Linked DNA regions of Homo sapiens: region 1 is linked to region 2. The links are chromatin loops, found by intact Hi-C in ENCODE. Cell type or tissue: Caco-2. All regions are shown on one strand. Each heading gives the region's core, and the rest is flanking DNA. Links, peaks and the distances in the headings are about the cores only. Region 1 has its middle 8.9 kb from the start of SPAM1. Region 2 overlaps WASL (WASP like actin nucleation promoting factor).

The links. A loop is a pair of places that touch in the nucleus more often than their neighbours do. Peaks named below come from ENCODE experiments on the same cell type or tissue, not always from the same donor. Only the 100,000 strongest peaks of a DNase experiment are listed, where the experiment ranks them.
Region 1: a loop joins it to region 2, with 3 times the contacts of the local background. A loop is called at or near these places in 3 of 110 quality-filtered maps.

What each region holds. Positions count from the first base shown.
Region 1 is chr7:123,914,121-123,918,529 of GRCh38, forward strand. No RefSeq gene overlaps it. Among named protein-coding and RNA genes, the nearest start is that of SPAM1, 8.9 kb to the right of the region's middle. In Caco-2, for the core only: a CTCF peak has its summit at 2,529; a DNase peak (open chromatin) is centred at 2,411.
Region 2 is chr7:123,680,862-123,685,270 of GRCh38, forward strand. WASL (WASP like actin nucleation promoting factor) reads right to left here. Exons shown (of 11, transcript NM_003941.4): 11 at 1,082-3,719. The coding sequence ends at 3,658. Among named protein-coding and RNA genes, the nearest start is that of LMOD2, 27 kb to the left of the region's middle. In Caco-2, for the core only: a CTCF peak has its summit at 1,967 (motif pointing right); no DNase peak of the experiment used is centred there.

The DNA.
Region 1 (4,409 bases), core at 177-4,176, 230 kb after region 2:
CAATCTGGGGATTTATTTAGCATATTGCTTAATTTTAATTTATAGTTTTATTTAAAAATCAAATTTTGTCTTGTTCCATAGTTATTTTTTATATGTGTTCTAACAACCCAACAATACTCAAGCGTGAGAAGAATGTCATTCATCTTGTTTGTCTCCTGCCCAAAGAGTTGCACTTAACCAACGCTCTAATAAATATTTGTTTAATGAATAGAAGACCAATCAGTTTAATTCAACAAACATTGTGAAGAATTGACTGTGTATGTGGAATATATTTGGTACTGTGAAGGTTGCAATGATTAATAAGATTTCTTCTCTAAAGGATTCTATCATCATGTAAAAAGGCAGGTAATTCAAAGTAGAGTATTATGACAAGTTCTATAAAAGAAGTATGAGTGAAATACAATGTGAGCAGAGGTGAAAGGGTGATTAATTTTTTTAAATGTAAGTTTAGGAACTGATTTATAGGAAATGGAAGGGAATGGGCTGGGTGCAGTGGCTCACGCCTGTAATCCCAGCATTTTGGGAGGCTGAGGTGGGCGGATCACGAGGTCAGGAGTTCGAGACCAGCCTGACCAACATGGTGAAACCCCGTCTCTAATAAAAATACAAAAATTAGCCGGCGTGGTGGTGCATGCCTGTAATCCCAGCTACTCAGGAGGCTGAGGCAGGAGAATCACTTGAACCCTGGAGGCAGAGGTTGCAGTGAGCCTAGATTGTGCCACTGCACTCCAGCTTGGGTGACAGAGCGAGATTCTGTCTCAAAAAAAAAAAAAAAAAAAGAAAAAAAGAAAAGAAATGGAAGGGAAAATCCATGGTAGGTCATGTTGTTTTCATGTGAAGTTTTACATGATTGTATTTTTATTATTAAAGTTAGATAATCAGATATGATGTGATAGTTCATTTTGGTTTTTTAATATATTTGACATCCCTGAAAGAAAAGATAAAACAGTCCCATGACAATTACACATAGAAATATATAGTCTTAGAATATTACCTTCTGACAATTCAAATGTTAGAACATCAGTCTACCAATATCTGTTTCATAATAACATTTTTGCATATAATTATATAATCAGTTATGCCATTCTCCTGCCAATATGTTCCTATCTAGTGTTCTCTAAATATTTGTTGAATTCAAATGAAGTGATAAGCAGTGGTGAACTAGAACTAGTGACCACAAAATTTTTTTTGCTTTCTGGTGCCAGGCACAAGTATATTATTTACTAAGTTGTGATTTATCAGAAAGTAATATAGACTTGGCATGGACTTTTAAAAGTGTCTGACAAATATGATGTCAGGGAACATTTGGTGGTAATCTCCAACTGATGTGAATAGTTCAGCCATATGACTTACGTTTGACTTACGTTTTTCAAACCCAGGGGATAACAATTTCAATGTGACTACACTATCTTAGAAAGATACTGGCATTTACCAAGTCATTGCTTAAAACTTCTCCATGAGAAGGTCCAATGAAAGTCACATGAACATACATAAACTTCAGTTAAGAAAAACATCAACCCAAAAGTCACTGAGCTAAGCTACCTTTCATACTAAATGACCCTTCGTCATTGGACATTGGTAACCTGATGTGTTTATGCTGCTGATAGAAGCCACAGTGCCATAGCAATTACTGTTTCTAGTTGCCCTAGTACCAGACCGGATAAGCTCCATGTACCCTTCATGGAAGATTTTAGAAACCCACAGACTGTGCAAACTGTCTCTTCAAGTGTTAGAAAACATGTATTGAATTGATTTTTTCAGCTTGATATTTACCTTAGAAGATAAAAATTTTACTTCACAAGAAGATTAAGAAAGAAATAAAATTAAAAATGTATTTAGTGGAACCTATGTATTCTCCAAGAAGGTAATACTCTGAGATGCTAAAGAGTCAGTATCAGGGATTATTTTCTAGTTACACCAGAAATAGGGCAAGGATGTCCTTTATTATTAATAGTGCAAGACTAAATTCTGTGTTCCTTAACCAAAACCAAGTGTTCTCTTTTCAATCTGTTACCTCTTTTCATAGGCCCCCAAGATCTACATCTATAGTTACTGACTTGGCCTTCAACTTACTGAAAACTGACTTTCTCAATTACTTTGGTACCCTCAGACCTGACTATGAATATCCAGAAAGAGTTGAGGGAGAGAAGGAAACAATTATACTTGACTAATCATGAGTGACTAGGTTAGGGTGGACTAAATTTTCCTGACTGGGTGGATTCCTTCTGCTACGTAGTTTAATAATTAAGCACAAACAAGTAAGAAGAGATTTCCACATTAAAATCAAATGCTGAGTTTGAACTTCCCTATTCTTTCCTTTCATTGACCCTTGCCCCACCCCTTGTTAAGGGACACTTTAGTGCCCAGGCAGATCCCCGAAGTCCTCTTTTATTGTTTGTTGTAAATTCCTTTCCCCAGGTTCAGGGTGCTTCCCTTTCTCCCTCCCTCCCATTCAGTGTGGTTTTGCCTCTTGCAGTCCTTAATTGGATCCCCTGAATGATGAAGTTAAAGCTGCCCTCTAAAGGCCTTTACATAAAATTACACACTTTCTTGGCTTCATCTCCTTCTCTGTCCTACTTTTCTCATTCTCTTGAATTTTTTCCTGAGAAAACTTTCTTAATAAATCATTTGCACATGAAATCTCATCGAAGGATCTGCTCTTGGGGAAACTGACCTAAGTCCAATTTACTCTCCAAATATTTAGAAACAAATTGTATATAAAAAATAAAGGAGGTTACCTTTTGCGTGAAAATGGTATCATGGGCAAATCCAAATACAAACTAGAAAAACATATTTGGAACCTGTAACAAAGTATAATTTCTTCTGTTACATAAAGAGCTCTTAAGCAACCAATTCAAAATGACCGAAAATCAGCAAAGACAATATGAATGACTCAAATTTTCTGAAAATCAATTATGATTAAAATGACAATGAGATACCATTTTTACATTACTCTGGTTGACAAAGACTTTACAAAGTATTGCAATACAGTGTTTGCTTGAGTGTAAGAAAGTAAGTACTCAATTTTTGAAGGAAGTGCTAACTGGATGCAATCTCTTTAAGAGTCAGCATCATCTATTACACTATAAAATGGACCTTATATACCTTTTCAACCCTGATTGCTTTCTCTGTCATTAAAAAAAATTCTGCAATATCAGCTGTCGCCCTGAAATTGTTTATTACTTGTTTGTCTGTTTCCTCCCACTAGAACGCAGGCTCCATGAGAACAGGACTGGCTCCATGTGGCTTATTACAGTATCCTTTATGCCCAGGGTTTGGCATGGAATTAATTCTCCATTAACATTTGTTAAATTGCCACATCAATAAATTAAGTAGTTGGCACCTATGGCATAAGTTGAGATGCTCCATGACCCTAGAACATTTCCTCAATATCCTTCTGTAATATCTGACATTCTCACTTAGGCAATCAGTGAAAATATAGAGACAGTCTATTAAAATGCATTAACATGATTATGGTAATATATAATATAAATATATTTATATGCTTATGTAAGTATAAATATGTAATATAAGCTATTACAGCATGACAATCTGCATAGAAGTAAATTAGCTAAGGAACTGGAGCAAGAGAGAAGTACATTTTAACTGCGGTTTTGGGCCAGGAAAGATCGAATAATTTGGTAGAATGTAATTAATTGCTAACAAGTAATTTAATTAATTAACTTAATTTAATGGATGGATGCTAGACCTTGGCTATAGAGTGAGGAGTCTTACGTGGGTTGTAGAGATTATAGTCAAGAAGATTCCTAAAATTAAGATTCTTAAGTACAGAGGCGAAACCAGAATCAAAATCAAAGCAGGCCGAGTACTTGCAAGTGTACTACAGAGAAGCAAAAAAGCAGAGAAGTGAAAACACAGAGGAGAACTGAAGGCATCAGAACAGTCCGAGCACTGAGAAGCAGCAGGTTGCAGCAAACCCTGCGGCGCAGGCGCACGAGGGACGATGGGAAGTCCACGGCATTATTATTGCCGGATGAGGAAGGGAGGCAATGGAGGTACCAGCAGATTTAAATAGACATATGATAAAAATAATGGATATTCCCCAGTGTTGCCATTGGGAATATAGAAGGGGGCAGAGTTGAGGTGGGTAACAACCAACCTCCGTTCCTTCTGGTAACACCGTTTTCCATTGCTCAGGGGCGGCCAGGGCTGCCCTTGACTGTGGACGGCGACGCCACAGGAGACCGAGGGTCCTGGGCACAGATTGGTTTTAGCCAAACCTACGGTTTGAGTCCTTGGTTCCAGCCACACCCCTTGTGGCACTTTCTAGAATTTTCTCTCCCTCAGATTCTGAAACTTTATCTCTTTGAAGATGGCCAGAAACATCTCTCAAGCCAGCATTTCGATGGAACACATTTCTTGAACTGAAGAACTCACGTGGCCTCACC
Region 2 (4,409 bases), core at 327-4,326:
GATGCATCCGGAGACAAATTTTTCAATAGGCTCCTCACGGCAATGGAGGATGCCAAGTATCACATACAGAAGTAAAGGCAGTAGCTGCAAAGCATGTTCTCTAACATATTCATAACAGTGTACTATACCTTTCCTAGAGGCTTCCTTAGAAAGCAAAGTTTTTTTTTTAATCCATGAATAAATGACCAAGAGATTATAAAGAATGCTGTGTTTTGGAGGTGAGATGTGACAATGTCAATAAATGTGGAAGGTAAATTTCCCAACTTTTCCATACAGGCTTTTCTATTGTACTATAAATAAGCCTTATCTCTATATTTGTCCTTTAGGAACTCCGTTTCTAAAACAAGAGTTATCTCGGGAATCCCCTCTGTTGATTAGATAAAAATGACCTGACAGAAACAATTCTTAGGCATCTTTAAAAAATTATTTTAAAAGTCTAATATATTCTTAAGTGTTCACATTTGTACAACAGAAACAACTTTTTAATAGAACGTATTACTCTTGAAATGGTTGTTAAATTTGGCCAAAGCTCTTAAAAGGAATTTTGTAGCATCCTACACTCTGAATTCCGCAACTCAGTTTAATCTTCAGACACCCACTTGTGCCAGGGTCAGTGAAACAGAAAATTCTATCTATCAAAAACAGAGTTTACCGTTTAAAATGAGCACCCTCTTTGATATCATTTATTAAAAGCTACTTATGTCCCATACAAACTGCTATATTTGGCATTTATTGAAACTACCAATAAACTCCAATATCATTCTGATTTAGAAAACTTCAACATTTCTGGTATGTGGAAGAGTTCCAAACAGTTTGACCTTGCAATGTCAATGCTCTGTGAACGACAGCAGTGGCTTCTAGGGGAGCTGCTGAGCAGCTGTCATGTTTCCCAACAGAACAGGGTGCAACATTCTTCTGCTCACCATGTTTATTTAATGGCACACTCTAACTCTCAGGGCATGCAGTCTGCTGAAAACATCAACCATTATCATTGATCGCTCTGTACCCTTCACTATACAGTTTAAAAATTTTAAACCTATTTTACTCTCTTAACAATAAACACATGAAACACATTATTTTATTCTATTTGGGTCAAATTAATTTTATTATGCTCCATGATGAATTGCCACCAGTGCAACATCCTATTCACTATACATTTCAAAAAAAGAATTCACATACTAAACAAAATTTCAGTTGTCTGAAAATGAAATGATTGAAAGTCTTTATGAATCTCATACATACAATATGTGGCTAGCTGAAATTGTCTATCACGTAGCATTTAGATATAAAAAGCCTCATGCTAGTTTGTTAAATGCAAAGGCTACCAGACGACCATTTAGCTGGAGAATATACGGAAGGCTTTCAGACAACGCACAGGTATAGTGCTGCTCACAGTGCAGGATGGTAGAGGACTGAAACATGCAACCTTACACCTTACTTGGTAAAGCAGATTTAGTCTTCATGCCTGGACTGAACTCCACAGCTGCTGTGTTTCAACCAACAGTAATTTAGACTTTTTGTAACAACAACCAATGTCTTTTTCTTCTTTAAGAAAAAAAGAATAAATTAATTACCTTTGGCAAATTATATATCCATTTTACATGTTTAAAATTGTGCTTTGAACTCGAAGAATGGGTACTCTCTGCTGAGAGAAGTTCCTGATAAATATATATTATACCAAAGTCAGCTGGAAAATCTAGAATTTCTTGGCCACAAGTTAAGAGAGATCTTAAATTGGCATTACCCTGAAGACATTTCTAGGAAATTTAAAATGTTTTTTATATTGTCAAAAAGAAAAAATTTTTTCAATTAACATTACTTAAAATAATTATAATGTTCCATTTAACTTTTGTACAAACTCCTGATTTTATTGGTTAGTAGTTGTCCAGCCTCATCTGCACCAGATTGACTGAGCTCAAGCCACAATAAAAATGATAGTAAGTAGAAAAAGGTTTCTAGCAGCAGAGGGCACTGTTGTTGCAAGAAACAAAAAGTCTAGAATCTTTCCCATGTGCTTAAATTACTCTTGCAAGAAAGATAACATTCTTTGAATAACTTAAGTATTTTACTGCACCACTTACTGCTTTCAGCAACAAAACCTTTTAAATTATTTCTTATGATAACTAGATGCATGATCACTAGAGATTATGTAATAAATGGTTAAAATTCAAGCCACATCTTGCAGGTCCAGCCTGTCAAGATCTGCCAATACGAGATTTTGGTTGGTACAATTCTAGATAGCGTAATTTTTAGTTGGATATTGTGACTATAGTAATGAAATACATTTGGAACTACATTATGCATATTACTCAATGTGAGAAAAATATGTTTGTATTTAAATCAGATAATTTTCTACCTAAAATTTAAAGTAGGTAGGTATGATAATTAGCATTATAAATATGAAACAACCACCTTTAGGCAGATTAGTGTAGTGTAGAGAGGCAAAGAAACCCTAATTTTAACACACCATTTAGTATGCATAACAAATGTGCAGGTTGTAAAGTTTTATCTTTAAAAAAAAAAAATCTATCATTCAGTTATCTGTTCCAAGAACTCTGACATTGGGACCACCAATCTTTTAAGAAAAATGTAACTCTTCACATGCTATTTGACAAAAACCCTCAAAAGTTATCCAAATCAATGCATGTTCGGTTCCGTGTTTTAGCGCACACCTTTGCCAACTAGATTACATTTTTATGGTTGGTATTTCTGAACACCTCAATCCACACAAAGTGCAAAATAAAAATGCTAAAATTCTACAGTATTTTAGTACTATTCTGATTTGTATAGTTTTTTTAACCAAATATTGGAGTTACCATAATATTACCTCAGTTCATGTAGAATGAAAACTACTCCCTAAATCCCTGAAACTCCAACTTAAATTTTGTTTCAGAGTAATACCAAAAAAATTTTCAAAAATTTTGCTAAAAAGAGCCTGTCACATTTGCTACAGCATAAAAATAACCCCAGTCAATAACAAGTATTTAAGGGCTCCTTATGATCCCAGTCTGCAAATACCACTGCTATACCAATAACAGGCAGTATTACTGTAAGAGGTGTGTTAATCGTCTTCCCCACTAGTATCTCTGTAGTGATTTTATGTAGAGCATATTGCTAAAATTTGAGAAACTACATCGGTGTAGTGATGTCTACAGAACTGTGCAATGTATCAGCTTCAACATTCATATGTAGCATTGTATTCAAAATAAAGGGGCTAAAGAAACTAAGGTCTGCATCACTTAAAAAAGAATGTAGTGCTATACTAGATTTTTTTTTAAGAAAATTTAGGTACAGAAAAAGTAGGGTATGAAAATAGTGTTTTCCTTCTGGCATTATAAGTAAATTACATTAAGGTTTTTGTCAGTCTCACATATAGTATTTAAACTCCCTTGTTGATGGAATGAAAAATATTCACAAATCAAGTGAGCATCCTGGTGTAAACTTGCACACAATAACAGGGAGTAGCTTTGTAGAGGATTACGACAAACCTTTACAGATTAAATGAGGTATTGCACAGATTAAAAAAAAGCAAAAAAGGCAACAAAAATATACAGCAAATTGGTAGAACATTTACATGATAATTTTACAGAATCCACAGACAGAAAGTAGTGTTTAGTATTTCACCTTAAAAATATATATATATATATAATATATAGATCAGTCTTCCCACTCATCATCATCCTCAAAATCTTCTTCATCATCTTCATCTTCATCTTCATCTACAAGAAAATCAAGACAATTAAAACATATGCATAAATAAAATGACATTACATAATTCTTGGGTGGTTTCTCCAATTATTTAACTCCTGAAACACAGATAATGTGACTCCCAGAAGAATCTAGTTACTAAAACAGTTTAAAGTGAATCTAAAGAAATATATCTATAGAGTATGATAGTAAACTAAAGATTAAAACAGGGCTTAGAAGACAATGGTTCTAGTTCCTTAATATCTATGTGACAAATTTCAACCTGTTAATGTATAAAATCATCTGGGTTGACCTTTCTGTCACAAATCCAACTACCTTCTTGTACTCTTCATATGGATTCTCAAACTCAAAACTTCTAACTTTTATTTCCTTCCCCAATCTTCTTTTCCTGCTCCATCCTGGTCTGCTGCTCCATCTCAATAAATGGCATCACCATCCTGTCACATAATCAGGCCAAAAACCTAGAAATTATTATTACTTCCTCCTTTTTCACGATCCAATTATCAAGCCTGCTCTTTTTCACCTCTTTCACTGCTACTCTCCACACCACCATCACATCCTGCTTGGATTATTGCAACTCTAGAGTCTATTTGACTCAGAGCAAATGGAGTGATATTATTTAAATTTCAAGTTTAAAAAATATGTTGCTACCCTTCTTAAAGTCCTCCTGTGGCTACCACTGCTATTTGAATGAAATCTGA